Regions from separate parts of the Homo sapiens genome. Here region 2 is linked to region 1. Evidence: chromatin loops called from intact Hi-C (ENCODE). Cell type or tissue: psoas muscle. All regions are shown on one strand. Links, peaks and the distances in the headings refer to the core of each region. The heading gives the core; the rest is flanking DNA.

What was found. A loop is a pair of places that touch in the nucleus more often than their neighbours do. Peaks named below come from ENCODE experiments on the same cell type or tissue, not always from the same donor. Only the 100,000 strongest peaks of a DNase experiment are listed, where the experiment ranks them.
Region 2: it touches region 1 in a loop (4-fold over the local background); 2 of 110 quality-filtered maps call a loop at or near these places.

The regions. Positions count from the first base shown.
Region 1 is chr18:74,930,654-74,946,353 of GRCh38, forward strand. The region is part of intron 8 of ZNF407 (zinc finger protein 407); the gene reads left to right. LOC124904323 (a long non-coding RNA gene) reads right to left here and starts at 5,959. Exons shown (of 3, transcript XR_007066414.1): 1 at 5,886-5,959. In psoas muscle, for the core only: no CTCF peak of the experiment used is centred there; no DNase peak of the experiment used is centred there.
Region 2 is chr18:74,978,251-74,993,950 of GRCh38, forward strand. All of the region lies in intron 8 of ZNF407 (zinc finger protein 407), which reads left to right. Among named protein-coding and RNA genes, the nearest start is that of PTGR3, 220 kb to the right of the region's middle. In psoas muscle, for the core only: no CTCF peak of the experiment used is centred there; no DNase peak of the experiment used is centred there.

The DNA.
Region 1 (15,700 bases), core at 3,573-11,572:
TTATCCTGAGGTTTATAATCCAATACCATTGTGGCTTATTTTCTTACTGAAAGCACTCCTGCCTTAACCACTGCCCCCTCTTTCCAGTCAGCTCCTGTGCCCTGTGTGCACCCCCATCCTTTTAGAGACATCTCTTTACTTTTCAGGCACCACAGTGTTCTGTGGGTTCATCTTGTGTTTTCCTTGCCATGGTCCAGAAATGAATCACTACCTTAAGGAGACCTGGTTCCTTTGGCTGGAGAATGGTAGTTATAAGCCAAGATATATACACTGTGTGGACTCATTGCTTCTGTGTACCTCTGCTTCTAGGCCTTCGCAGCAGATAAACAAGGAAGTGTAGGTATGTATACTAAATCCTGCATTCCTGTGAATATAGATGTTTTTCTCTATCTCTCTATCTAGAACATACATTATCTAAGACCTAAATATAAGAAATAAAACTGTAAAAACCCTTCAAAAGGAACGTACAGATAAAGCTTTATGACCTTGAATTAGGCAATTGTTTCTTGGATGTTACTCCGAAAGAACAAATAACAAAAGGAAAACATAAGTTGAATTTTATCAAAATTAAAAATTTTGTGCTTCAAAGGGCACCATCAAAAAGATGAAAGAAAAACTTATAAAATGAGAGAAAATATTTTGCAAATCTATCTGGTAAGGGACTTGTATCCAGAATATACATAAAGCACTCTGTCACTCAACAAGAGCAAGGCAAATAACCTATTTTAAAAATGGACAAATGATCAAAATAACCATTTCCCCCAAAGACGATACACAAATGACCGGCAAGCCATGGAAAATATGCTCAACACCATTACTGTTAGGAAAATGCAAATAAAAACCACAGTGAAATTCCACAGCTAGGGTTTTTATTCTTTTTGGCAATTATTAATAGAGAGGCTTTAAACATTCACATATAAGATTCTGTGAATATAAGATCTCATTTCCTTGGGTATATACCTAGAAACGAGATGCCTGGATTATATGGTATATTTAACTGTCTAAAAAAAAAACTGTTGAACTATTTTTCAAACTGTCTGTGCATAGTATGTTCCCGCCAGCAATGTGTGAGTTCCCGTCACTCCACGTACTCACCAGGAACTCATCGTGTGGTTTTAATTTGTATTTAACTGATCACTAATGATGTTGAGCATCAATTCATGATTATTTGACATCTGTATATTTTCTTTGATGAAGTGTCTTTTGAAATACAATATTTTTCCCCTTTTTTCATTAGGTTGATTTTTGAGATCATTTTTATTTTATATTTTTGACCTGAGACCTCTGAAATATGATTTGCAAATATTTTCTCCTAGTCTGAGACATGTCTTTTTTTCCGCCTCTTAACAGTGTGTTTCATACAGAAAAGTCATAGTATTCATAAGGTCCAGTTTATTAGTTTTTTCCTTTATGCTCTGAGCTTTTGATACAATATCTTCTAAAAGCTAGTTGCCTAACTTGAGTTACAAAGAATAATTTATATATTTTCTTCTAGAAGCTTTATGCTTTTATTACACTTTACATTTAGTTCTGTGATCCACTTTGAGTCATATTTTGTATAACATATAAGGTGTAAGTCAAAGTTCTTTATTTTGCATATAGATGTCTCATTTTTTTCAGCAGTATTTATTGAAAACACTGTCCTTCCTTCATTAAATTGCCTTTGTTCTTTTGTTGAAAGTAAGTTAGCAGCATTTCTCTGGGTCAGTTTGTTTACTCTGCTACCCTAGCAGTTTCTGAAATTAAGCATGCATGGGTTTGAAATTTTATCCTTAAAATGCCACAGTTGGATATGTGCATTTCCCCTCAGCTTCGTGTGTCCATCTTCTCCCTCATCTGAGACGTAATTTAAACTCATCACAAATGTGTTTGGCTTGTCACTGGCTCTTCTATGTCCTGAATGACTTTTGACTTAGCCTGATATTTGTTATAACCAATCATTCAAAAAAAACTTATGTGTAAATAAAATGAGATCTGCATATTTACATCCAGAATGTAATGCCTAGTAAAATTATTATTCTTCAATTCTTTAAGTTATCAAATAAGAAAATGTGTTCACTTTTTGTGTATGATGTGATTCTGGCTACCACCTTATCTGGTGGTAAATAATACTCACCAATTTAGTATTTTGCATTCACTATATTTTTCTCATTAGCTAAGAAATATGCTTTAATAAAAAAAACCTACGACTACCACCTCATACCTATTCAGATGCCTCCTGTCAGAAAAATAGAAAATTGCGAGTGCTGACAAGGATGCAGAGAAGTTGGAACCCTTATGCGCTGCTGAAGCGAATGTACAATAGTGCAGCTGCTGTGGAAGCGGAATGGCAGCTCCTCCAAGAATGAAACGTAGAATTACCGTATTATCCAGCAGTTCCACTTTGGGATAGATATCCCAAATCATTGAAGGCAAGGTCTCAAACAGGTGTTTGTACACCCATGTTCATAGCAGCACTATTAATAGTGAAAAAGTGGAAGAAACCCAAATGTCCATCAACAGAAGAATGGATCAACAAAGTTTGTTATATATTATACAGTGGAGCATTACTCAGCCTTAAAAAGGAAGGAAAATCTGGCACATGCTATTACATGGATGAACCTTGAGAATATGTTAAGTTAAACAAGCCAGTCACACAAGATGGCTTACATTGATAAGTATAATTGCATTATAATTCCACTTACAGATGATGTGCCTAGAGTAGTCGAAGTCAAAGAGATAGAAGGTAGAATGTTGGGTGCCGGGAGCTGCAGGGAGGGAAAATGGGGAGTTGTGTGACCAGGCAAAGTTAAGGTGTTGTAAGATGAAAGAGTTGTAGAGACTGGTTGTGCAGCAGTGTGATGGTACTTAATTAACACTGCTGAAATGTCCACATAAAACTGATTAGGATGGTAACTTTTATGTATGGTTTACCACAATTTTTAAAAATTACAAATACAAAAATAATTTGGTACCCCTATTTTTTCTGTCTTCCACACTTACCCATTTTAGAAGATATTAAATACATCTCTTGGTTGGTGAAGTGCCGTTCAGGGCAGAGATTTGATTGGGATGGGAAAAGTGGAAGTGGGGAAGAGTGAATACAAAAATTATACTAAATGGCTTGACCTTCTGAAATTTAATGGACTAAACATATGTTATATGATATGTTCTAGTCAGTGTTTGAAATATATCCATTTAATGAGGCAAAATGTGAAGTAAAATATTTGAACTTACAGACATGTTTACACTTCCTTGTTTTCTTTTTTTAATTTTTCCTAAGATTAAAAACACTTTGATGCATTATTTTAATAGGTAAAAATTTATCCTCGTAATCACTTAAATCCCCTAATAGCTTTTACTGCAGCAGAATATACTGTAGGCCCCAACTAGATAAAATAGCATTTTTGATGGCTGGTCTAGATGCTTCTAAAAAGCTGCACAGACTTGTTCACTCTTGTCATTGCTCTTAGTGTCGTTTGTTGAGTAGCATGTCAGTGTGATTGACAGGAAGTCATTCTTTCGTCTTGTGAAAAATTATAATTTTAGTGCATGCCTAAAATAAAAGCCTAGCATAAATGGTTTCGTGTTTGTGAAGGAAAAGGCAAGATTCTTTCAAGGGTAGTATAGATGAATTTAATCACTATTGTATGGAATATAAATTTTATTTTTTTTCTCATTGAGAGAGTACTTTTATTGGGGAACTATGTTTTAGGATTTTCTCCACATTCCTTGTCTGGTTTCATTAAGTTAATATGAATTATAATACCAGTTTCCTTCCAGATGTTGGCCAGGAATAGATTTGAACTTTGCTGTCTTAAATGGAAACAACATCGCAAGCTAAATAAATCCTTTTGCATCTTGGAGTAAGGTTTTTGTCAATTAATCACTTTTAGCTGGGCATGGTGGCTCACGCCTATAATCCTAGCACTTAGGGAGGCCAAGGCGGGTGGATCACCTGATGTCAGGAGTTCAAGATCATGGCCAACATGGCAAAACCCCGTCTCTACTAAAAATACAAAAATTAGCCGGACATGGTGGCGCGTGCCTGTAATACCAGCTATTCGGGAGGGTGAGGCAGAAGAATCACTTGAACCCGGGAGGTGGAGGTTGCAGTGAGCCGAGATCATGCCACTGCACTCCAGCCTGGGCGACAGAGCGAGACTCGGTCTCAAAAACAAACAAAAATTAATTGCTTTTTGTGATAAATGTCTTGGAATGATTAAATAAGCCAATATTTGCAAAGTACTTAAAATAGTGCCTGCCACTTATTAAGTACTCTATGAGTATTTAGTTAGTAAAATATATAACTGAAATTACTCTATGTCATTTATATTCATTTTAATTATGCCAGTAGATGCTGCTCTTGAGTGACAAGAGTATCCCAAGTTACATTTTATATTAACATATGTGACCTCGATTCTTGGCACAACTTGCATATTCATGTTTATGTACCCAATTCTCTTGATTAGAAATGACTATTTGTAATAAATAGACTGTTTTAAAGAATCCATTAGTACAAAATGACAGACATGAAAATGCTCAGATAGTTCTCTTGCAATTTTAATATACTATTTGGTAGTATTAGAAGTTGACTTCATCTAAAGCTTTATTATTTTAAAACACACCAAACTCATAACTCTTCTCATTTATCAGGTATCTCAGTCCCATAGTTTGACATTCTTTATGTTGGTAACTAAGTATTTATTGAGTCTATTGACATTTTCTTAGAGCATCTGGTCAACACTGAAATGTGGTACTTCTTGGTGTTTTACAAATAAACCACCGACAGGATTAGGCTTTTTTAGATTAACCTTGTTGTTCAGACAAAGCAAGCTTCTTGCTGAAATCGGGGACCAGATAGAATCCCCCTCATGCACATTTAATTGTAATCAATTCTTTCAGCTTGGAAGTGCTCTTGCCATTTAAAGGAGTGTTGGAAATAGTGTGTGCTACGGGGTGGCAATGTGGCCGCAGCTCATGTAACTTGTAAACACGGATGATTAATCTGAATTGCATGAAGGCAAGGGGGAGGGTACTTGGTTTTGTAAAACTTGAATAATCAGAGAGGTGAGAAGAGGAGATCGATGGAAGCACCGAGCAGGCAGAAGAGACTGTAGGCAATAATGTGTACCAGGGAGGAGCTCAGAAGTTGAATTGTGCGGCACATACAGTAAAAGCTGAAAAAGGAAGATAATCCAACAGCTGGCTCTTTAGAAGAGGCTGAATAATACTTTAGGTTTCTGTTTGTTGTCTTTTAATGGTTTCCTAATGTATTATCTCCATCCATATTTCTGGCCTTTTCTCCCTGTATGTAATTTTTTAAAAAAGTTTTTTCTTTTTGTGATGTGTGCTTTTAGATCATGATCCAGAACTCAATCAAAGAAGTAATTTTGGTTTTAGATATAATTCTGTGATGGCACTTAATATATTTTCTTTTACTTTTCACTCCAATTTCTCTATCTGCTTCTAAGGAAGTATGTTACGAAGACATTTTAAAGATATTTGATGCTCAGTTTGAACATATTAAATTTTTAAATATCTTTTTTACATTGAAAAGGACAATTGAAATCCAGAGCTATCTATTTTTATTATTTATGGCAGGATCAGTTTGGGTGTGTTTATCTTCTAGGCATTAAGATGTCAAGATATTCGCCTGTTACATTAATATGCATAGTCATTTTCACTCAAAGTGTAGGATACAGTATTTTATCCTCATAGTGCAGACAAAATGGAATGTTTGGCCTAAAGGGTTTGATATAGACCCCAAATCTGACATGTTAGTTTATGCAGACGTTTTATCTGAGTGTTTGTTTAGTGAGACTCTGCCCCTGCGCATTTAGGCTTACTCTCCACATCCCTCTCAGTGAGTCCCAGGCTTCCACATGATGAAGTCGCAGACTTACCACCACCCAGCTGTGCCCACCTCCTGAGAAAACAGAAGACTCCGTAAGGGGAACTCAGGTGTATGGCTAGTTCCTTCTCTTGCTAAGCCAGCCGCAGGTAGGATCTTTGACTCTGTATGAACCTCTGTTTAAAACCTATACCGAAAGAATTCTAGACAGTTGGGATACAGTTAATTCCAGTTGTGTAGGATTTGCACTGATAAATCAGAACAGGAAGATACCATCCCATTTCAGAAATATGGTCATATGAACTTTCTTTAATATTTCCAAATAATTAATGAAAAGCATTTTTATCTGCCGATGATTTCTGAATCATCATTGAAAAGCTGAATTAATAATTCTCAAACTTTTTGGTGAGAGAGGTTTTAGAAACTTCTTTGACTTTGTGAAATTTATAGTGTTGTAAAACACAGTTGAAAAGTTCTGATGAGACTAGAAATTAATTCATTTGAGAAGTTATAACTAATCTTGTGTTTATACATGCTGGATTATCACCAAACAAATTTTGGACATTTTGCTCCCATGATATAAGGTTGATAAAGAAAAGTGAAAGGTGCTTTAGGAAAGCACCCCTGAGCAAATGACCTGTATAGAGCATCTGGAAATTTCTTCCACAGCCATATGGCTTCTGTTCTCTAGAGCCTGGGCAAGCTCTAGAAAGTAGCATTGAGTCAATTCCATTTTATTCTAGATAATTGACCATATCATACATGGTAACAACTATTTTATACAAGCAATCACTATTTGCCAGATATGAGGCTGTTTTTAAGAGTATCATTTAATTTTCAGAACAATCTCATGCTACTATTAGTTTTAATTTAATGGTATGGTAGAAAAAATGAGGTAAAATAACTGACTGAAACTTTAAAGACTAGCACTAGAGTTTGAAGCCAGCCTGTGGTTTCTGTATAACCACTATTATGCTACTGTTTTATGCTAGATAATTGACAGTGTTATATGTGCTGCTTGGATTAAATGTCACCATCCCAAAAGTTTTATCAGTCAGGGTTCGACCACAGAAGCAGAACCACTTTGAGTGATACAGAATAAGGGATTTATTGTAGGGATGAGACCTTTCATAATTGTGAGAGTTAAAACCTTAAAAGTGGTTCTAATGGAATGAATTCAGTTTTATGTATGAAAACTCACTTTAAACCAAGAAGTTTTAAATATGTCTACCATATTTTATACATATCACATGTTGGATTTGCTTAGCAAAATACAATTTTTTGATCACCAGGCAGGGGATCAATTAGATCAAAGACCAAATTCTGAACATTAAGTTTTAAAAAATTTAATTATGTAACCATATTTGAATCAATCATTAAAATTTCACAGATATTTTTCTGCTCCTAAATATATACCATGGGAAAAGGTGGTGAGATTATACTTGGTAGACCTGGAAATGCTCTGTCTTCCACAATACCCATGGCTCACATGTGATATTATTATTATCTGCATAATGCTCATATTCAGGACTTCTGCAGTTGTGTTTCATGAATAGATTGTCATTTTAATTCATGACCTCTTTTTTACCAATCCCAGCGCATTATGCTTATGAGCGGGCCCCATAAAATTCAGAATTCTTACATTGCTCCTTTGGCTTCTTTTAGAACATTTGACCTTATTTATGACCTTCTTTTGTCCATATAGTCATCATAATTGTCTTGATATGTCTTTCCACATATTAGGGTGATCTTATCCCCAGCATCATGCTCTGAGCACGAATTGGTTACCTCTGTATTTAGGGCCGTTATAGTAACCAAATTTTCGTCATATACTGGTGAAAAATCTACAATGTAGACTTTCTGTATCTGCTGCCTTTGGGTGAATTTCCAGGTAGTATTTATTAGAGTGATCTTTCCACCTATTTCTTGACTCTGACTGTGATATTAACCTTTTGTAATTAAGACGCTCTGTCTCTTTGACACATAGTGTACCCTTTTAGATCGTCTTAATTTTTTTTTTACCTCCAACCATTTTTTAAAATTTTATCCATTTACTCGTGTACCACTTCGTTGGTACCTTTCAAATGTTAAATGCTGTCCCATTTATCCTTAGTAACCATGCTGAATTTTTCTGTCCTTTTTAATATTTAGGTTTTATTGGATGAATGTAGATTGCACCTTCTCTAAGTGTGTCTTAAATAATTGCCACTTAAGGGAATTAAGAACTACAAGGGAAGGAAAATGCTGACCCATAGACTAAAGCAGAGGGAGAAAACGTTCCCACTGGGTCCAATTTTCTAAGAAGGACCATCAGGATAGTGGCTAGGGCCTGAAATTATGGTCTGAATGACCTCTAGAAAATGATCTGTTCACAAAGGAACTTGCCTGTGTTTGCAGGAAGCAAATAGGGATAGGTAGCAGTCACCCCACTGAAGACAGACAGCTCACTCTCTTGTCCTTGGTTAGGTTATAAAAGCTCAAGAAGAGAAAACAGTCATTAAGAGCATAGAGATAGAGTTGACATTGCAGGGTAAGACATAATCTAAGGTGTGAGGCGACCTTTTTGATTCAGAAAGAGAGGGTAATAAAGTATCTTAAATTCTAAAGGCGGATTTTTTGATCACATATATTTATAATTTTAGGGCATGATTTCTATTGCTTGTAATATGTATTCCTTTATCTAAACATGCATACCTACAATATCCTCTAGACATTTACATTCCACTTTACTCTTACTTTGTTTTGTATTCGGAAATCTCAAGAATAGAAATATTGAAATATTACACCTGAAATACAAGAAAATTGATCATTATTTTAGTGAAGTCTTTATATATTGACAGATAATCACTGTGTTTTCTGTTTAGAAACAAAACATGAGATAACAAATTTTTATATATGAATATATTCAGCAATGCAATAATTTGAGATCAGAAGTGAAATGTAAAAATTTATAACATGTAAGACAGATAACAGGATTAATATGTATTCCTTATGTATAGAAACCTCCTTTGATTTTTTAAAAGACGGATCTGAATAGGCAATTTAAAATGCAGATTACCAAAAGTATATGCAAAAATGCTTAACCTCATTAGTTGTCACTACATCAAAACAGTGAGATGCCCCTTTTTATCAATCGACAGAAATCTAAAAGGTTGACGGTACCCATTGATGAAGCCTATGGAGGAAAATTGGAACTCTCAACATATTAAGTGCAAGCTTTTCTATATCATCTACAGTGTGTTGCTTTTTGTAATCAAAAGAGAGAATAACAAATGCTGTTAAAACTATTCTCAAGACCTCACTGATAGAAATTAAAGACCTGCTCTTTTCCAGTTAAGATATTGAGATTGTTAGCATGGTGTGGCAGAAAAAACACTTGTCTTATGATGAGATAAACCCAATTTTGAACCAATTCTGACACTTTCTTGCTGTGTGATCTTGGGAAGCTTACACACCATGTCTCAGTTTTAGCTTTTTTAGGTAGAAAATGGATACAAAAACCTTTCTTGGTCATGGATTTCATGAGAATTAGCTTATTAAGTTACATATGAAGTCTCTGCCACAGTACCTTTCAAATATTACCTGCCCATTAAGTAATCAACTTTTATGAAAGATTCCGAGGATTAGAAGAAACAAGTAGGTTGACTTGCTCCATGTAGGGATCAACTTATGGACAGAACATATGTGATTGCAGTCATTGTGGAGCTTGTTGTAGCCAGAGAGGCAGACATTGTATGGGAGCCACCAGTAGAGCATGAGATGACACCTACTTGAGGCCAAAGTCACTTAGGATCAAACATAACAGAATAGGAGCTTTGCGGGGGCACTGAGGGCATGGAAACGCCTGCCCCTGCCCAGGGAAGGGGCGTGCAGCTGAGACCTGAAGGACTTGTCTGGGCACTGGGGTGGGGCTGGCCCAGGAGGACTTTGCTGGCCATTAGTATTATCTGGGGAGGAAGCTGGGCCCAGGAACCAGGGTTCTGTGCAGCTAGAGGGAGGGAGACACCAGAGGAAGCTGATGCGCTCAGGGCTAATAGGGGCCAGACTTGAAAGGTATGTTGAGGATTTTGAACCAAGAAGAAGGGGAAACCAGTGAAGGTTGTAGCAGAGAAGCGACATGGTAAGATTTGTGTCACTCTCTAGCTTTGTGCCTTGATAAAATGTTTAACTTTCCTATGCCTCTGTTTCCTTAAAAACACTGAAGTCATAAATCCTACTTTGCGGGGCTGTTGTAGAGAAAATGAAGGAAGCCTCTCTGCTCCTGTCTGCGGCGCACAGCTTGGTGAAGCGTCGCTCCCTCACTTACCTGGATCCTTTATTCACCTCAGCCCCCTGAGCCAACCCCAGGTCACGCTACGGAACCCTGTAGGTGGGCAGGGTGTGGAGGGGGAGCTCATAGTTCTTGGGTGTACTGCTCAGTTTTCTTTGGTTGTTTGTTCTATAATTGGGGTGGTAGAACAATGCACATAAAATGAACTTTCTTTCTAGACGCTTACACAGACATCCCCTTTGTTAGCTCGGGGTGACCTAACAAAGATGTGGAAGGGTGGGGTGAGTGCCCTAAGTGAATCCCAGTGGCGGAACCGGGCCCGTCCTTGCCTTGCCCTGCTGCCATCCCTCTTATTCTCTTGTGACTGCTTGACTCAAGACTTTCCTGTTGGAGCAGCTTCTTCCCATTGCCACAAAACTGACATCCAGTGGTTTCTGTAATGTACTTAGCAATAACAAAGGACTTTCACTGATCTCTCATGGCCTGCTGATCCAGATGCTGGATTTCTTGCCCTGTTATTTGAGGGTGTCTGAAGTCGGTGTAGCATGTGCATGTCACCACCCTTTTCTTGTGCTCTCTGGCCTCTTGCTCACTCTCCCTTGGCTGTTTGGGCCATGCTGCAGGAGGGGCATACTGGGTGGGCACATTTGCTCCACAGGAACCTGCTTTCATGTAGCTCCAGCTTGTAGTAGGTTTTCTCACCGATGGTTCATTAATTGAGGGATCATGATATTCCAGGCATAGAGCAAAAAGCAAAAACACATACACAACACATAATGTACTATAATGGGTTGCTAAGCAAATATTTGAATATAGCATTTCAAGTATAAATAGGGTTGTAATAAATCAGAGTTGCTGAGAATGGTATTACATGGGTTAAGCATGTATGTTATTCCTTTCTCAAGTAGCAAATGGAGTTGCTGGGTCCCCCTTCGTTTCTTTCCTGTGCCTATTGGTGCCAATATAGAGCTACAGAAAAATGCTTTCGTAGGCTAGGATACTTAGCTTTGAGGCTGAAGTCTCCAAAATAAAGGAAAAACTTTCGCAACAACGGTGATGATGTTATTCGTTGAGGATTGTTTTATTCCTTCATATAAGAGTTGACAAAGGTATTCCAGGGCTCGAGTTATTTCCCACCTCATATGCAGATTCTCCATATTCTCAGAGACTTCTGCAGGATGGCAGGATTGTGTTAGAATAAAATCGGTTAGACTAAAAATAGATGATCTTCATTTCCAGATTTGGATGCTCCATGTGTTGGGTTGAAGATCGCTGTGGTGTGGATCTGATGGCTGGATTAACTGCCATGCCCTCATTAAATTAGATCATGTGTGAAAGTTCTTTGCAAACCATTTAGTGCCATGCATTTCTAAGGTATTATTAATATAAACTAGAGGAAAGGAGCTTGTGATTCTTATGTCCACCAGAAACTTTTTTGCACGAATCTCCCCTGCAGCAGGGAAAGTGGCTTTTGAAGCTGTGAAGTGCGCTGCAGTCTCACAGGTGCTCGTTATCAGAGAAAAGTGAAGATCATCAGCCTTGGCTATAGGAGGTCTTCTTTATCTTGGATGATCTGGCAAGATTTTATATTTCTTCTGTTTGTTTTCTATCTGAGCTAAAGATTGATGCCAAACATGGAGGAAAGGCTGGGAAAGTACCTACCCCAGCATAGCTTGGGATCAGAGAGCTAAACAGGAAACCCAGTCTTGATGCGAATCAAGCATGACTGGAGAACAGAAACCCAAGACTTTCCCTACTTTGACCGGTTTGTAAGAAATCTTTTTAATCTTTCTGACCTGAAGTTTAACATTTTAAAGATGTTAGTCATTTCAGAAACGTGCTTTTTATAAGGCAGTTGGTGCCTGGGCCTCCAGTATGTTTTTATAGGGACCTGCTGGTCCACGGGGCGGCTGGAGCCCTGAGTCTGTCTGCCTTGGTGCCCATCTGGGGCGCTTCCTCTCCATGCTTGTCTGGCAGTCATGCTTTCACCCACAAAGCCTCAGTGGGGACCAGATACTCAGTAACGTACTTGGCTGATATGCATGTGTTTCTCATCTCCAGCATCTTATGAGAATCCACTTCTTTTCGAGGAATGAAAAAGTGTTAGATCATATTGCAATATCCGTATTATTTTGTTTTATTTATTTATTTTTTATTTTATCTTTTTTTTTTTGTTTGAGATGGGAGTCTCACTCTGTCGCCCAGGCTGCAGTGCAGTGGGACAATATTGGCTCACTGCAACCTCTGCCTCCTGGGTTCAAGCATTCTCCTGCTTCAGCCTTCCAGGTAACTGGGGCTACAGGCACATGCCACCATGCCTAGCTGATTTTTTTGTACTTTTAGTAGAGACGGGGTCTCACCACATTAGCCAGGATGGTCTCGATCTCCTGACCTTGCTATCCACCTGCCTTGGCCTCCCAAAGTGCTGAGATTACAGGTGTGAGCCACCATGCCCAGCCAAAAAATCCATTTTTTAAATTTACAGCCCAGAGAGATATAACTAATACATTTTTATTTTCCTGAGAATTCTGATTCTTCTTAGGCTGATATTACGTTAATAGTGATTTTAGCACATTGCAGTTCTCTTTCTTACAGCTGTTACTTTATGTGTGAAGCATTTATTTTCCATCTGAAGGATGAGTTATTTGTCTGAATTGCTGCCCTATTGAAATTTCACAGTATTTTTGAAGGGAACTGGACCATGAAAACACAGTTTGTTTGTCACCCATAAGGCGTAGAAATGCATATACTGAAAAGAGAATGCAAATAGCGATAGACTTTGCTATTTAAATTACCAGACTTAAGATATTAAGAGTTTAGTTTTGAATTTACATTATTAGTTGATCAATACGTTAGACTGTTTGGTGAAATTTTGTCACAGCTGCAAAGCTAAAAACTAATGTTGGAAGAACGAAGTCATGGACTATTTCCCGTGAAGTAACTAGAATGAAGCCCTTAGTGTGTCGGTTGTCGTAGTTCCAAACCTACAGTCTGTTCTCTTGCTGTGTACAGTATGTACCTCATGGACCGCGAGCCCAATAATTGGGACCCTGAGGATAGCGTGGGATTAGTGTTGAAGAGTCACTATTACAGTGACTATATGGAAAGTTTCCCAGCATAAAGTGACACTCTCGTTCTACTGAACAGTTTTCCCCTTCGAATTTCTACAAATTATGCTAGATATTACCTGTATCTCATCCAAAAGAATGTGGATTGCTACCAGAAATAAACTAGGGTGTTAGGAAGTAATATTTCCCCCCTTCTTAGTTAGCATGTCACCTGAAGTTCAAAAGTGGATTATATATAATCCATCTAATTATACGAGGCGCCTGTAGAAATGTGTTTAGTGTTTAGTTCTTTTGATTAAAGTGCTGCTTGATATTTACATCCCACCAAAGGCACCTACTCAAAATGTAAGTAAGCTTACTAGCTTTTATGTTCTTACAGGAAATAAAATCTGTTACTAATTTTTTTAATTTAAAAAGTCTGTTAATTTACACCGATTTATAATTTGTCTTGGATTCCTTAGCTGAGAAGTATAGTTCATCACTGACTGTTCTATTACCTGACAGCAATTGATAAAGTATCCATGCACAAAGTGTCAGAAAAGGTTAATATTTATTGATTTTTATGGTGCTACAACCAGTGTAGTTTTGCCATCAAAGATGTATGGCCACCAGCAATGGAATCTGTAGAATTGCAGGATGCACACTAGATTTTATTCTAACCTATGCCAGTATTCTAGATTTTTTTAAATGACAGATGTTTAACTAAATACAAAAAGCCCTAAATGTGCAGTGACTCTGAACCTGTGACTTGAATTCAGTATTTTAATATGAAACATAAGAACAGCACTTAAAATCTAAAAATTCATCCTTGCTTTGCAGACAGCAATCACATTTAGCTTTTTCTTCCACTTAACTCTATGCTGTTGATCCGAATAGATGCCCAAGCAAGTGATAGCTGAGATTATGAACAATAAAGAGCTTGCATCTTTATAAACAAACTATATAATTAGCAGAGAAGGGGGGAAGCCTCTGTTTACTTTTAAAGGAGTTCCAAAGAAGCAGTTTGAGTGCCACGTCACTATTCAAGTATCTGCAAACAAAAAACCTCAGGGCCCAGAATCATGCATTCATTCTCTGGTTGCAGACTGGGGATAGAAGTGAGGAGTGTGCATTTTTTTGTTGTTGTTGATTTCCACCTGTATTTCCCTGACAGAAATGTACTCCTTGGTTTACCCATAACAGCCAGCGACGACTCGTATGCATTTGCTTGCCTGAATATACCCACAGTTTGTATTAGTTGCCTATTTCCAGTAGTTAACAGGTGAGATAAGACAGTTTATGAATTACTTTTTTAACCCGGGTAGAAGTGTATCAAAACCTGTTGCCTTATCTTTAAGACCCTGGACTTGTAAGTGTGAATCAAAACTAAAACTCTCCACCTGCATTTGAGATTTTTAAAAGCGGGAGTTGGACTTTATTTCTGCAAAAGATCTAATGAAAAGTCTTATGCTAAAAAAAAATCTATTTGGACCAGCAGACTGGATTGCCGTGTGTCCTATAAATATATTTTAGGTTGCTTTTTGTCGGTATCACATTTTTCTGTTGATGTTTCTTCCAGCAATCTGTGCTGGTTTTTGTTTTTCCCTCCCTTGCAGACAGCTCGCCCATTTTATTGTGCTTATTTAGAGAAAAGACAGAGTTTGGCTTCTCAAAAAGGAGCATACATTGCCTGGAAAATTACTCTCAGAGCTGATTTTGTTTTAATATGTCGCAGTTAGAATTCTAAAATAGAAAAAATAAAAATTCCTGAACCATGTTTTAAAAGCCCTTGACAGTATGAAATATTTTCTGTAAAGATTTCATTTTCTCCTGATTTTATTTTACTTACAATATTTTTAAAGTTTTCTTCAGAAATATCAGTGTCGAATGAACCTAATTCTTTATACACATCTGCTTTCTTTATCTTTAACAGGTTTGTCCTTATTTTTTTCTTTTCTTTCCTCTTACCCAGGCAAGGTGTCATACAATAACATAGTAATTAGAAGTCTTTCTTAAGGAACGTTTCAAATGCCCTCTAGCACTATTGTTTTTCATTTCAGTACAACCTGGTTTTTGCAGTGTCATAACCTCAAAGCTGTCTCCCCGACATCTTCACTGATCACCCTTAAAACTGTGGGTGAAAACTAAGTGACAGGCCTCCGTAACGCTGCATTTCAATACTGCTGCCACAGCCATTCATTGCTGCCCATAGCACCGTCACCCCCAAAGTAGTCATTACCTCAGTTATGACTGATGTCTCAAGGTGGTTTGATGAGATTATGAATTAATTTATCATATGTGTAAGCTGTACTATCTAGAGGTACATAACAGAAAAGCAATGAATTACATATGCAAGAAAAACCTTTTATATAACAAACCAAAGTGGAAAAAGAACCATTTTAAACCATTTACTCCAATTTAGAGAATCATTTTCAGGTTTGTGACTAACAGTATGATTGAATATGGAATTTTCAAATTCCACAAAGCGAGATTTCCTGTGAGAATCAGGGAGGTTGTGTGATTCTAATAACCATGGCATTTGTTCTCTGC
Region 2 (15,700 bases), core at 4,930-12,929, 49 kb after region 1:
GTCATGTAGCTCTAGAGCTCAGAAGAGAGCAGTGTTGATTGTGGAAGATCTTGGAGTCCATGTTAAATGGTCTGGACCTCATCAAATAGGTCGTAAGGAGCCATTCCATGTGTGAAGACATAGAGGGGTAACGTAATTAGATATTGATTTTGGAAGATGATACTACTGTGATTAAGAAAGATTCAGAAAGACAAAGATGGAGGCAAGCATTCATTAAGAGGTGATGGAAATAAAAAATGGTGTTGATTGTGAACATTTTTAGAGACCAACTACAAGAGGCAGCACACTGTGTATGGAGCATGAGGAAGACGGGTTGCAGATGACTTCCAGATGTATGGCTTAATGATTGGATGATGAGGCTCTTTAGCGAGGAGGGACATACTGCCATCCTAGATTGAGAAAGGAGGGGTAGAGTACAGTTTTGGTTTAAAACATGGAAGTATGTGATACAGATGGAACATCCAGGCATCTAATAGTCTCCTGAAAGCGAAAAATTGAAGATGAAAAACTTAAGTGGGAATGGAGACACAAATTTAAGAGCTGTGGACATGGAGGTGGTCATTGAAGTGGTAGAAGGAAGTAGCTTCAGCCCGGGATTGAGTATATCATGTAAGAAGGAATCCAAGACTAAAGCCATAGGATGACAATGTGCAGGGAGCTGGGAAAACAGCAGGAACCATCGGGAGAGGCGTGAGGGCTGTGGGCGGCAAATGAGACCTGTGGAGGCTGCTGTGTAGTTTGAAGGGAGAGATGTGGGAAAGGCTCATCAAATGCTGAGAGAGAAGGGACGACTTCGCGGGCAGCACTGCTTTTGAACCTTCTCCAGTGCTCTGTCAGTGAGAGTAGAATTAGCGACACCTGGGTGTGGTACGACCGAGAAACTGATAAGGAAGGAAGAAGTAGAACCTGTACCCGCTTCCTACACACCTCTGTAGAGTCTACTTGGTGCAATAGCTTCGTGGCCCTTATACATTGTGAGCTTGGCAGAGTACAGGCATTCAAGTGCGGTTATCAACATTTAAAATTAAGCTACAAACTAGGTATCTGGAACAAACATCTACAAGAAATATATATATAGTCGCCCAGGTCGGAGTGCAGTGGTGCAATCTCAGCTCACTGCAACCTCTGCCTCCCGGGTTCGAGCAATTCTCCTACCTCAGCCTCCTGAGTAGCTGGGATTACAGGCATGCACCACCACGCCTGACTAATTTTTGTATTTTTAGTAAAGACGGGGTTTCGCCATGTTGGCCAGGCTGCTCTTGAACTGCTGACCTCAGGTAATCCACCCACCTCGGCCTCCCAAAGTGCTGGGATTACAGGCGTGAGCCACCGCACCTGGCTAAGAATTATATTTTTAATGTATGATGAATTCATATAAATCAAAATCATAGGAGAACTCTAAGATAGCAGTGGAAAAATGGAAAAAGGACATGATTGAAAGATTTATGAAGAACTGAAATACATCATGAAATAATGTTCGACCTTAATAGTAGCCAGAGAAGTATAAAATAAAATAAAAGGACCATTTATTATTAATGAAATAATCTATTTAAAAACACCACTTTACGTATCTGTGATGGTTTATTCCTAGTTTTCTCAAAAACTTGGATTTTTGGAGGGACCTCACAAAAAGCACTAATCCAGCTGAAAGATGAATCCAGTAGTTTTTAATGTATTTTGTTCAATCATTATTGTTTTAACTCTAAGTGTTAACTTAGGTAATCTGTGGTGTTTGCCAGTTGTCACGTGGGGTCGCAAAGGGAGAAATACTGCGAATATTATATTTTATTAAAATAACAGATTTTAATAAAGGGTCGTGTTCTTGCGTAAAAGCTGCTTCCACTGTTGGAAAAAAAAATGTGTTTCCCTCTATTCTGAAAGAAGGCTGTTTTTAACACTAAAATTATCCGAAATGCTACATAAGTAAATCCTTTGTAAACGATGACATAAAAACTAATTCCAAAACGGAAGACGAGTTGACATCTCTGTAACCCCTTCCCCATGCTTTTTTTTTTTTTTTTCTTTAAAGAGTCACTGGACACAGTGTTAATTGCTGAATTTCTTTTTGTTTTTTGAGACGGAGTTTCGCTCTTGTGGCCCAGGCTGGAGTGCAACGGCGTGACCTCAGCTCACTACATCAGCCTCCCAGGTTCAAGGGATTCCCCTGCCTCAGCCTCCCGAGTAGCTGGGATACAGGCACCCACTACCACGCCCGGCTAATTTTTTTGTATTTTAATAGAGACAGGGTTTCACCATTTTGATGAGGCTGGTCTCGAATTCCTGACCTCTCAGGTGATCCACCCGCCTCGGCCTCCTAAAGTGCTGAGATTACAGGCGTGAGCCACCCCACCCAGCCAATTGTTGAATTTCTAATTCTCTACTAAGAATTCTTTACTAAGAATTAGAAATCCTCCTTTCTCTATGAGGATGATAGTTTCCAACCTAAGAAGATTCATTTGCAGGCATGAGTGACATGATTTTTTTACATAAGAATATGTTGCCCACAAATATTTTGAGACATTTGCTGAGAAAATCCTGCATGAAAGGAAGCCAGGAACCCAGCAGAGGAAAGAAAGGGAGCACCAGTCCTGCCATCACCGGCTCCGCTGCGGCCACTTGGAGAGGAGCCCGGACAGCCTTCTCAGCCCCAGACACACTGGGGATTGGAGTATTTTTGCCATCTACGATATCAAGGCCTCTGGGCATTTGTGATTTCAGGGTATCACATCAATGTTGCTACTTGCCTGGCACCATCAAGATTTTGGTGTCAGGTGAGAGAATGGGTAAGGACGCCTCCAGGAGCCAGTATTCCCTGAAATGTCTAAGAGCTAGAAGCAGTGTTACTAATGCCGGGAAGCATCATTCCTGTCCATGGGGCTCTTGTCTCTGTAGTAACAGTGTCCAGCTGCAGGACAGTGTCTTGATACTCAACGCCCAAGGGCACAGAACAGCCACCTAGTGCAGAGGCACCCCCGTCAGTGGGTGCTGTGCAGGGTGAGGCGGGGCACGGGCAGCGGTTACATGCCACAGGTGTCCGCAGTGCCCTGGGCAGCCGGAAAGTGCGTCTAGGAGTGAGTCCCTGGAAAGCCGCAGCTCCAGGCCTCAGTTGAGTGACAGGTTCTGTCAAATGCTCATAACTCAATATCACTCTGCTCGAGACCCGAGGGCCACCAAGGAAAGTGTAATGGAGCATTTGGACTTCCAAGAAGCTTACGATCTGTTCCTGGTTCAGACAAGATTAAGTAACTTTGTGGAAGGCTAAGAACATGATGAGGTTCATAGAGTATGTTCAGTCATGTGACAGAGGGTAAATGTTCTCAAGTACTTACTTCAACAGAGAGGGAGACTATGAGGCTAGAGGGGTCCCGAAAGGCTTCCTACGGAGGGCACTGTCGCTCGGCCCTGGAGGAGCGCAGGATGTGACTGGGGAGGACGCGGCGTGGACCAGCCAAGCCACACACATGGAGACCCAAGCGTTGATCTCTGAGAAGAGTCCTGAGCATGGTGGTTTCATTTCAAATGTGGATTGTTTTCCAGTTACAATTTTACTTTGCTTTAAGCTATAAAAACTATAAACATATGCTACAAATTTATTCTAAAATATATGCCACATGAAATTGAAACTTACCCAAATGCTGGTATGAGGCTTGTAGGATTTAGTGGCTTTGTAACTGAACTCTGAAATAGCACATTTTCCCATATTCCACTTTTTCTGTTGGCTTAAAATGGGAATTCAGCACACAGCCAATAATTTGAGTGCTTATGATGGGCTTCTTCACAAGATTTATCTAAGAGAAAGGTGAGTACTTGGTTTTCAGAGAGCTACCAATACAGCAGGACACCTCCATTGTTAAAGGTGATCTAGGAGTAGTATTGAAAACATGTGCCTACAAATGTGCGGACTTTTTAGCATTCTCTAAGGTTTCCTTCTTTTGCGAACTTTTCAACATCATGTGTCTTTAAAGGTTTGGAAATTGCCTGCCTTTATGATGTGTTAACCTTTTCTACACAGCGTCCTATTGAAGACAATCTAACCTTAAAGCCCGTTATTGAAAATACCTCCACTGGTAAAACCCAGACATTCTATAGTCTCTTTCTCAAAGCACCACTGTTGAATCTTTGCTTTATATGAAATTAACTTACCTCCTTCAAAATAAGAAAATCCAATAATTATTATTGGCGATTATGGAATACTTACCGAGTTAATCTGTAATTAGCATTTTCCAGTGACTGTTGATTTGGATAAAGTTGCATTCAGTTCACCACAATCATTGGAAACTTACAAAGCTCAGACTTTATTACTGAGTTCCCTTGCTACTCATCAGGGATGCAGCTATCACTCATACTCCAGTGGCCAGTAATCAGGGCGTTGCCTGTTAAGGGAGGAACCTCTCGTCACTGTCTTAGGAGCGTCACCTCTGTTTCCTCTCTTCATCCCACAGCAGGTAGATAGATAAAAATATTGTAGCATCTAACAAGCAGACATTGAATTTTTGTTCTAAAACGGCAAATTAAATCTGTCTCTGGTGGTTCCAAATTATGTAAAATAAAAAAGAAACTTTTATCACTGATAGGTCTTGTCATTTCTATTCAGTAGCATTTTTAAAAAATTGATGAATTGGAACTTCTTTTCTTCCAAAGAAACTCATCAACCCTGTTCATTGTTATTCCTGAAAGGCTTACTTCCCAAGTGTAAAGTTGTCTGAAAAAAAATTTTTTTCCTTTTATCATCATTTAATTTTCCTAATAATGCTGCTACTGTAATAGCTTTTTATAAACCAAGAACATGATGTTTTTCAAAAACCAAGCCAACTAGTTATGCCATGTGGATCAAAGGGAGCAAAGTGTGGCAGAAAACACTTTCCTATTGTTTTAATAACTAATTCCATGATTGCATCATCTTCCCTTAAACTGCACTATTTTTTTTTTAAATCAGTTTTGCGATTTGAGTAGTACCCGGCTTTTGCTGTTTCACGCTTTATGGTCCCCTCATTCAGAGCTTGCTGCTAGAGGTCCCTTTTCCTGCCATTGTGTTCTCACTTGGGGGTATGGCCCCATTAAGGTAGGCACAGTCAGGTGTTATCTTAGGCTGTGTAAGCCATTCTACAGCATGCAGTGTTTGTTCCTAAAGAAGTGTTCACTTTGTAATTTCCCAAATGAAAATAGGAAGTGCTAGAATCACATGATAAACTTGCGTATAACAACCGTGATATTCTGTGAGTTTTTTTCTGTTTGTTTGCTCAGTTCCTAAGGCCCTAGCACATAATTAGTGGCTAGTATTGTTGCTTTTTTGAATGATTTATGAGTCAGTCGGTCTTTGGGTAGTCATGAAGAATATGACTTCTATACAGAGGAAATATTTGCCAGGCCCAAAGCTAAACAAAATTAAGTTATTTAGTTTTACAAACATAGCAATTAGAAGGAAAATGAACAGGAGTTGTGGCTTTGAATTTGGAGAAGCAGGATAGGCACTGGGACACGCCAGGAGCATCCATGGTGACCTCACCGTCTTTTCCTCAGCATGCTAGTGACAGAGAGAGGCCACACTGGCTGTGGAGCCTAAGAGGAGAAAGGAGTCCCACACCCGTCATGGCTCCTGGTGGCATTGCTGTTAGCCTGGCACCGAGCAGCTCAGCCTGTAGCTACTGGAGAGTTAGCAAAGATGAAGGGGAAAGAACTGGCAGGTCTATCTCATTTGATCTTCTTGTATAGATGTTTTTAATAATTATACATCAGTCTGTTGTAATAGTATTTGGCAGGTCATAGACAATTTCTGTCATATTACTTGATAACAGCCCTCTGAGGAGGGAAAACCATCTCTCTTCTTTTATAGAAAATCAAATTGACTTTAGAAAGGCTAGGGATTTGTCCACATTTCTATAACCAGTAGTTAACAGAACTAGCTCTCGGACTAGGGTTCTTCTCTGTGTACCTCGTTGTCCAGGTCGTTAGCCACTCCCAGCGAGCCTCGCCTAAGCCTGCGCTGCCCCTCACATACCTCAGGTGAGTGCTGCAAATGTTCCTGCCGCTGCTCACTGCAACTGAAGTTACCAGAGGAAAAAAAAAGTCATCACATCTTTTTTAAAAGTACCTGGGCCATCCAAATCATTCCTGCCAAAAACTATTCTAAAATTTAATAAGATCAGCAAGTTAAAAGTTTAATTTTTATTATGTTTACAATATATGACATATTGGTTTTATGTCCAATTTTTAATTCCATATCAAATTGTATGTAGTTTATGTTTAGAGTTCATTTAGGTTCAGCATGTAAGTTGTTATGACCTTTTATAGGTCTTAAAACATGATTTCAGTTCATTCTTAACTTTGTGTTACCTGCTCAACATCCAATAAATGGATGTTAATAACCAACTATGTGCCATAGTGCCCAAAACCTAAAAACTAAATGATGGTTAAGAAAATCCCGTATTGTTTCTGAGATTTATTTAATGCTATGTTTGGGCAGAAATGCCACCATTAATTATAAAATGGAAATTTGTTGAAGCAAAGACGATCCACTCTGCCAAAAAGTTTCCAGGGATCAAAGATGGTGAAGAGCTGGCCCTGCATTTGTGATTAACAAAGTATCACATAACTGGACTTCTCTAGTCCACTCAGGATCATTGGCTCTGATTCTGAATGTGCGTAGAGTCAAATTGTTTACCTTTTGAAGATCTGTTCATTTATTTTTAACTCTTGAGTCCAAATTTGAAAAATATATTACAGTATTTTTAGAATTTTGTAGTGTGCTAGCTCTCAGCAATATAAATTACCTTTTCTAATAATATATGCAGTGATACATTAGTGACCCCAAAGACCGAATGCATTGTCGATATTTGAGCACAGTTCTGATTAGTGCATCCTATATTCATAAAAGAATAGTCTTTTCTTTATACATTTTGTTGGTATTATTTTTACCTCTTTATTTGAATCACCCTGTTAAACAGTTTCAGCTTTAACTTTGTTCACTACTCTGGTAATTTTTACCTCCTTAAAATACCCTTTATACATTAATATGTTCCTGTGTAGGAAGAAAAATAAAACATGAAAAGGTGAATAAATATTGCTGATCATTCAATACAGAGAATTAGTTATTTTAGAGTTACAGTGTTTCCTATATCATATTAATTCAACTTCTTTTTGTTGATGTCGTTGACATGAGGAAAGTCTGGAGTCTACTAAGTGTTTATTAATAGGAACTATGAGAACAAACTTTAGACTAATCTTTGAGTTCCTGGCTAATTATTACAACCACCTAAATTAGTGTTATCCTTAGGGAAAGCAAACAAAAATAAGGAGGAAAGCCAGTCTTCCAACTAATAACCGATGTTAAAATTCGGAATTAAGAGAAAAAGAAATGTGTGGCTCTAAATCATTCCATTCTGGAGGCCTTTAGAGAGGATCGAGCAGAAGGGACCTTCTGGCGCTGTTCTGAGCTGCCACTCACTGCTGGGACAGGAGCCACACGTGGGGCCCAACTCTGCCTGTTGCTTTGGGCCATTGAACAGCCAGGGTAGTACAAAAAACTGTCATTGCTTGACAGTGAAACAGGAAGGAAGCAAATGGACCCCGTGGCCTTCCTAACCTTAGACCACACTTTTTCCAGGCAGAGCGTATGGAATTGTGACTGCCAACATCAGAGTTCTAGTCTAGCCCTGCCACCAGACTATGGACTGATATGTTTCCCTGATTGAACTTCAGTTATAATCTTTGTAAAATGAAAATAATTTCTTGTTGACTGGCTCATAGAATACTTATGAGGATGGAATATGAAAGCAGTGTGTGTACTGCAGCATCCTGTGTGAACATACAGCATTTTTGCCATCTCCATGTCACTGTGTGTCCTCAGCATTGGCACTCATTGTATGCAGACACATCCACTGCCCCTCACAGCACACAGCAGTTTCACCATAAGACAGACTTCGGCATACAAACTAATAAATACAAATGCAGTCTAGTGTTGATTTTTCTGCTGACGTTTGACAACTTACTGTGAAATAGGAATAAATGTGAGCTCTCGGTGGGAATAGTTAACATACTTTAGGATGCTAGATGCACTGCCAGAAAACTTTAACTACGTCATGTACTCTGTTACCAAAGGAAGTATTTTGACATATTATAGTGAAATGGCACTACTGTTAAATTAAGAATTGTCACCAAAATAAAATTTAAATACTCCAAAGAAGCCATTTAGCTAATACTGTTTCTCGGACCACATGAGTTTACAAATTACTAGTGTATTATATGAAAATTCAAGAAAGTCTAACCATTTCAGCCATTGAATAGTAGCCCCCATCCATGAATGTCATCCATTTTATACTTGGCATTCTCTCTCTCAGTTTCACTTTAAGCTTTTATTTAACAACTACAGTGTGGTTTCGAAAACATCTCCAATTTTTTCCCTCTCAGAGGAAACATGCAATCATATTATGTTACAATAAATGTAGATAGCTGGAAGTAAATTCAGATTGTCCTTAGTTCTTAAAAATATGGATTGAAAAACACACACAAACGCACACACACTTTTCGATGAGTATGTGAATGAAGAATATGCCGTATCCTGTATATTCCAGACAAAAATCCTGTTTATTCTTCTATTTTTTCTCTTAGTTATATTATTTCTAAGAAAAAGGGGGAGATTTTTTAAAATGTATTATGTTTATCTTTCTTATACATTCTTTAACATGTTAATGTATGTTCATATAGGATATTGTGTCTAGTATTTGTTTAAAATATTAGGACTAGTATCCTTCATGTAAAGGTATTTTTGAGCTTTTTAAAAATATTTTTTATTCTCGATGGGCAACCCCAACACCAGACATTTTGACTAAACATCATATAAGTGTTTCAGGAACAGACAAAATACATTAGCTGATACACATCGCGTGTGTTAGAAATGGCATACTCCGAAGTGCATTGAGCACTGGAAAGTTCATGCTGCTTAGAGGCGTGTCGTTGTGTCAGTACCGGGGAATTTTTTTCAAGCTTTTAATCCATACATAGATAAGTCCAAAGTTGTTAAGATCACATTGATTTTATAGCTCCTTTGATAGACGATAACATCATCAGTGTCTGTGAAATTTATTACAGCAATATGTAGAGAATGGTGCAATTATTATTATAGGTCTTACTGTATTACCAAACCCAGTAAGATTGTACGCGAGGAACGGTGAGCTCACGTGTGGTGTCCGTGTTCATCTCCTCCAACAAGAATGTGTGTTGAGAAAAGAGCCACCTTAGCAGGAAGCATCACAGGCTTCTCTATTGATCGGGCTCTGTTTAAGCAATAAGAGAATGTCTCCTTTCAGTGACAAATAAAATTCTTGAAGAGAGGAGAATATGATGTGAACTCTGAGGGGTTAGTGAAGCTGCCTGTCTTGTGTGCCTGTGGCCTAATTAAAAGTTAGAAAAATACAGCCAAGGAAATTAAATTTTAAAGCAAAACTAGAAAAAAAAAACTGGATTAGAATAATGTTCAAATACTTAGGGATACATTTTTTAAAATATATTCAAGACCTGTACAATAAAAACTACAAAACACCGCTTAGAGGAGTTAAAGAAGACCAAGATAGTAGAGATTCCACATTTATAGATGGGAGGACTCAGTGTTGTTAAATGTCAGGTATCCCCACATTGATCTATAGATTCAACACAATCCCAGCCAAATCCTAGGAGGCTTTTGGTAGAAATTGATGAGCTGCTTCTAAAATGTGTGTGGGAATGCAAAGAACCTGTAATAATCAAAACAGTTTTGGAAAAGAAAACAAACTTGGAAGACATGCATACTGGATTCCAATACCTACTCTAAAGATACAATAATGAAGACATATGGATGCAAGAAACATAGTCGGAAGGCCACAAATAGACCCACACAAGCGTGTGGTCAGTTGATTTTCAACAAGATGCCAAGGAGGAAGGAATGATCTTTTTAATTAACGGTTCTGAAATATTATATATCCATATAAAAAAATGAACCTTAACCCTTACACCATTCAAAAAATTGCCTCAAAATGGATCAAAAGCCTAAATATGAAAGTTAAACTTCTAAACCTTTTGGAACAAAACATAGGAGAAAATTTTTCTGACTTTGAGATATTCAGAGATTTCTTGGATAGGATGTAAAAAGCACAAATGGTGAAAGAAAAAGAACTGATAAATTGAACCATCAAAGTTGAAAGCTTTTGCTCTTCAAAAGATACTGTTAAGAAAATAAAGAGAAAAGATATATATATATAGATAGATATAAAATAGTTTTTATATATTTTTATATATATCTGGCCTAGTTCTTGATTCTAGAGTACTTAAAGAACAAATCACCACTCAAAAATAAGACAAAAACCCAACTAAGAAAAATAGCATTGTTCAATTCTGTAACCCTAAAACTTGAAGTATAATAATAATAAAAAAAATAAATAAACAAACAAAAAAAATAGCAGAAGACAATGTGCAAGTGGCCAGTAAGTAGATGAGATGGTGTTCAATGTCACCACCCTTCAGGACAATACAATTAAAGCCACGAGGAGATGCCACTACATACCCATCAAAATAGCTAACAATCAAAAGACAACCTATACCAAATGTTAGTGAGGATGTAGTCATCTAGAATTTTCAGACATCGCTGGGGAGAGTGTGAAATGGTACAGCCACTTTACAAAACAGTTTGATAAGTTCTTATAAAATTAAACATACACCTATCCACTATATAACCTAGCCATCCGACTCCTAGGTTTTTAACCAAAATAAATGAAAAGATGCATCCACCTGAAACCTTATCCATGAATGCTCATGGCAACTTTGTTCAAGTAATCGAAAGTTAGAAACAACTCAAATGTCTATCAAAAGATAAGTAAATAAACAAGTTATGGTCAATGGAATACTATTTAGTAAGAAAAAGGCCTGAACTAACAACATGGATGCGCCTCAGCAATGTTATCCTGAGAGAAAGAAGTGAGACCCAAGCAAATACTACTCTACGATTCAATTTATGAAGCTCTGGAAAAGACAGATCTCTAGGGACAGAAAGCAGATATTTGATTGACAGGATGTGGGAGGTTACTGACTACAGGAGGACACTGAGGAACATTTTGGTGTCCAGGATATGTACATTATCTTGATTGTGGTGGTGTAACCACAGGGCTGTATAGATTTGTCAAAACTCAGCACAATGTGCAAGCTACATGGGCACTGTTTATTGTATATCACACAGACCTCATAGAGCATTTAAGCGAGAAAGGGCACATGCCAAGAATTATCCTACTTCCTTTCGAAGATTCTATGAACTTAGCATTTTAGATATTGGAATTACATTTCTTGGCTGGGGGCGGTGGCTCACACCTGTAATCCCAGCATTTTGGGAGGCTGAGGCAGGCAGATCACCTGAGGTAAGGAGTTCGACACCAACCTGGCCAACATGGCGAGACCCCATCTCTACTAAAAACACAAAAAATTAGCCGGGCATGGTGGTGGGCACCTGTAATCCCAGCTACTCAGGAGGCCAAGGCAGGAGAATCGCTTGAACCCAGGAGGTGGAGGTTGCAGTGAGCCAAGATCCCACGACTGTACTCCAGCCTGGGCGACAGAGCGAAACTCTGTCTCAAAAAAAAAAAAAAAATTCTATTTCCTAATCATAAAAAAATGAAATTTTGATGCTTTTCTGTGATAATTATTTATATACTTTTCATTTACCATCTTATATGTTAAATCCATGAATTATGAAAATGATATTCTCTGAAAATCAAACATCTAATATTCAGCAGCTTGTACATGTCCTGTGCTGCCTAAAATTTTTAAACATCATTCTTTACCAAATTCAAAAGTATTATCTTTAGAAAAATTATTGGAGATTTCTATGACACATTATTGATGTATTTTTAAGGATAATTGCAGAAGTGGGGGAAAGGCAGTAAACATCAGTGAAACTTCAGGTACTCGGGGTAATAGAATATTAAGCATAGAAAAATTAAACGCTCTGTGCAGATGTCAATTAGTTCCTTCTGCGAATCTGATACCCATCAACAAATGGAGTACTTAGTAACTTACCCTAGCTCAACCAAGTTTACTGTGACTGGCTTTGGTTAAGTTGGACAATAGCCAAAGGAATCTAAAATGCTACAGCAAAATTGTGGTCATTAAAGTAAATTTTGTCTGAATTTTATCTTTTTTTCCCTTAAATTTCTGGATTTGATTCACTTTGACACTCTTCTGATTCTGTTCTATTTCTGCATGCTATTAAACAATTTGAAACTGTATATGACAACAGAAATCTCTTTCAAAAGTCAAAGAATTGACAGGGTTTCCTGAAAATTTCAACCAAAGTTTTTATAACTTCACAGATGATTCATACACAATGTAAAATGCTAAGTGTAGCTGAGTTCCTTTTGAACTTATTTTTGCAGAAGTGATTTTTGGGAAACTGTGAGCTTTCATAAATGCCACATTAACTCTTCTTACAGAAGCAAAACAAAACCTCACACTCAACTCTTGACTTTGGCATCCAGTCTTCAGACGACCTCTGATGTATATGGGTGGGATTTGTGCACCATACAGCTTTGCGAAATGTGAAATTGCCCTATGGATGAACTGCAATCTGTTCTTTTGTGTATTTTACTAAAGAATGTCAGCTGAACTCGTGGGGAAGGGGAAGTGCTGATATGTCCTCCCTTGTCTTCAAGACACAGATGGCCCAGATATGTTTGTGGCTGAGTGTAGGTGAAGGGGGTGCTGAGCTGCCATTCAACAAAGATGGATGAAATCGGAGAAGTTCAGAGGAAAAAACTGGCATACACCCAGGGGCATTAGCATATGAAACCATTGTCTGATGTGCTAGTTCAGCTTACTTGCACATTGAATTTTCAGTTAGGTTTTTTTCTAGTTTATTTAATTACCTGCTTATAACAATTCAAGCAAGTCATGAGAAAGTTATAACTTATGAAACTAAAAAGCTGATAGCACGCAGATAAAACCTGGAAACCAAAATCTGAGGGTAGTAGAAGGGACTCCTGTAGAAGCTTCACATAGCTGTTTGTGTGCACACACTTCGATTTGGGTTATGTTTAACAGCAGTGCCTTGCAAGATGAAACTGCTGTGGTTTTCAGTAGCTTTTACCTTCTGTATATCTTTGATTTCTAGAACTATATATTTTAAATGTTGTGGCACCAATAAAATTTTGAGAATTGTAAATCTAATAGCAATTAGGCCATTTTCTTTCTAAGATGAGTCATCTCTTTTACAATGAAGAGAAGGCAAGTCTTGTGTGGCAATTTTTCTATTTAAAATGGGCTGCTAGCATTATAGCATATACATATATATTCTTCTTTAAAATCAATACCTATTCGGTATTGGTCACTAAATTTAAACATGGTTATTCTTAACATTTCCTAAAATTTATTCTTACCTTAATGGGCTTTCCATATATATTATGAAATAGGTTGAGTTCTATGTTCAGATTTCTCTAACATTTCTGAGCCCACTGATTCTTCACTTGTGGCCATCACTACATCACTTAATCTAGTTCACCCACTTAAACTCTCAGATGTATCCCAGACTCAGCATTTGAAAACTAATGTTCAGCCAAGTCCCTTCAGGAGTATTCCTTGCTTCTAGTTAGCCTTCTCAAACAGTTTTGAGAGAAAATAATAGGTCCAAAACTTACTTTTCTACATGAACCTTGTAGGTCCAAAGCTTACTTTTTAGCATGAACCTTGTATAAATTTGAACTCTCCAGCTTCGCATGGCACCAGGAAAGCTGAAAGGATATCAGGGTTTTAGGACTTCCCCACTCCTCACAATGGAACTGCCACAGCCAGTGAGAACTGAGGTCATGCATCTTAGAGCAGTAGCATAGGGGAGGGATGAAGATGTATCCAGGCTGAAGCCAGCTGCTGTTCTGAGTGCCCACGATACATTCATGAGCAAAACGAGGAGTCTTGGCCTTCTGGAGTATTTATTCTAGCAGAAAGAGACAGACACTGAACAAAAGGCATAGTAAATAATTACATTCCTTTTTAAAAGATAAAGTACTATAAAGAAAAGACAGTGGAGAAAAATAGTGGGGGTTGGGAGTTCTGGAGATGGCCCTGGGTGGGGAGGAGACAGGCAGTTACCATAGTCGATTGGAAGGTCTGGGTAGGCCTTGTTGGGATGGAGACATAGGAGCAAGGAGTTGAAGGTAATTAGAGAACTCGTTGTGGGTCCGCCTGGCACAAGAGTGTTCTGGGTGGAAAGAAGAACCAGTGCAAAGTGAACTGAAACATCACTGGTGTGATGGGGCAGATTGAAGGTGGGGAAATCCGCATTTCCATGGTGAGCTGAGGATTCGTGGATAAGAGCTGGATGACATCAAGAAGGGCTGTGAGCGTCACGGAAGGTGGACCTTCAGACTTCTGTCGAAGAGAAAACTACAGTGAGGGGTCTCCCCTGGGACAGTTGGAGTTTGTTTATTTGCAATAAGGCAAGTGTTGTTGTTTGCAGAAAACTGTGACAAGGCCCTTTGCATAGAAGTCTCACAGTGATTTTTGGGATGGGCACAAAAGAGTGAACATTCTCACTTCAATTTTAAGAAGACAAAGATTCAAACAAAAAATAAGCAAAAGAAGATATTTAAGCAGCCAAAAAGCACATGAAATGATGCTAATCATCGCCAGTTTTTAGGAACGTGAAAATTAAAACTATAATAACATGCCACTGCACACCCACTAAGATGACTGAAATTAAAAAGACTTAAGAATGCCAAACATTAGTGAGGACATGGAGGAGCATCTGGAATTGTTGGGCATTGCTGGTAGTACTGTAAAAATGGTACAGCCAATTTGGAAAACAGTTTAGCCATTTCCTGTAAAACTAAACATATACTTACTTACCATATGACCCAACGATTCCACTCCTAGGAATTTACCCAAAAGGGATAAAAGCAAAAAGCATATATTCATGCAAAGATTTATATATGAATATTTATGATAGTTCTATATGTTTATAATAGCTATTTATAGTCAAAAGCTAAAAATAACTCTAGTGCCCATCAACAGCAGATGAATGGACAATTCATCCGTAACATGGAGTATTAGCAATAAAAATGAAGGCACTATGGATGCACTACATTATGGATGAGTCTCAAAAGTGTGCTAAGCAAAAGCGCAGACACAGAAGAGTGCACTCTGCAGTTCCACTCATTTCCCGAGCCGCAACAGGCAGTTCTCATCCATAGGGTTGTAAGCCAGAGCTGTGTTTTCCTGGGGCTGGGACAGGGGACCTCAGGAAAATTCTGAGGGTAATGAAATTATTCTATATCTTATTTGTGGTGGTGGTTACAAGGGTGAGTAGATGTGTCAAAACTCATTGAGCTATACACTTAGAAGTGTATCCAATTAACTGACTATAAATTACACTTCAGTAAGGTTGGTTTTAAAAAATGTTTGAAGCTAAACTGTTAAGAAACAAAAAAATACGCAGCGATTAAGTAATAGTTAACAGTGTTCCCTAATCTAAGGAAAGCTCGTCAGAAAACTGTATTTAGGGCTGGGCTTTAAATGGTTCAAATGGTGAACACTCCTTTGGGTATAGGATATGGAAAAATACTTTGTAATTTAAGATGCAGAAAAACAATTTGAATCAGGTAAGCTCTCATTTAGGAACATTCTTCTAAATGACTGGCGTGTATTTTAATAAGTGACTGAAGTGTGAGAGACAAAGACTGGTGCACTATTC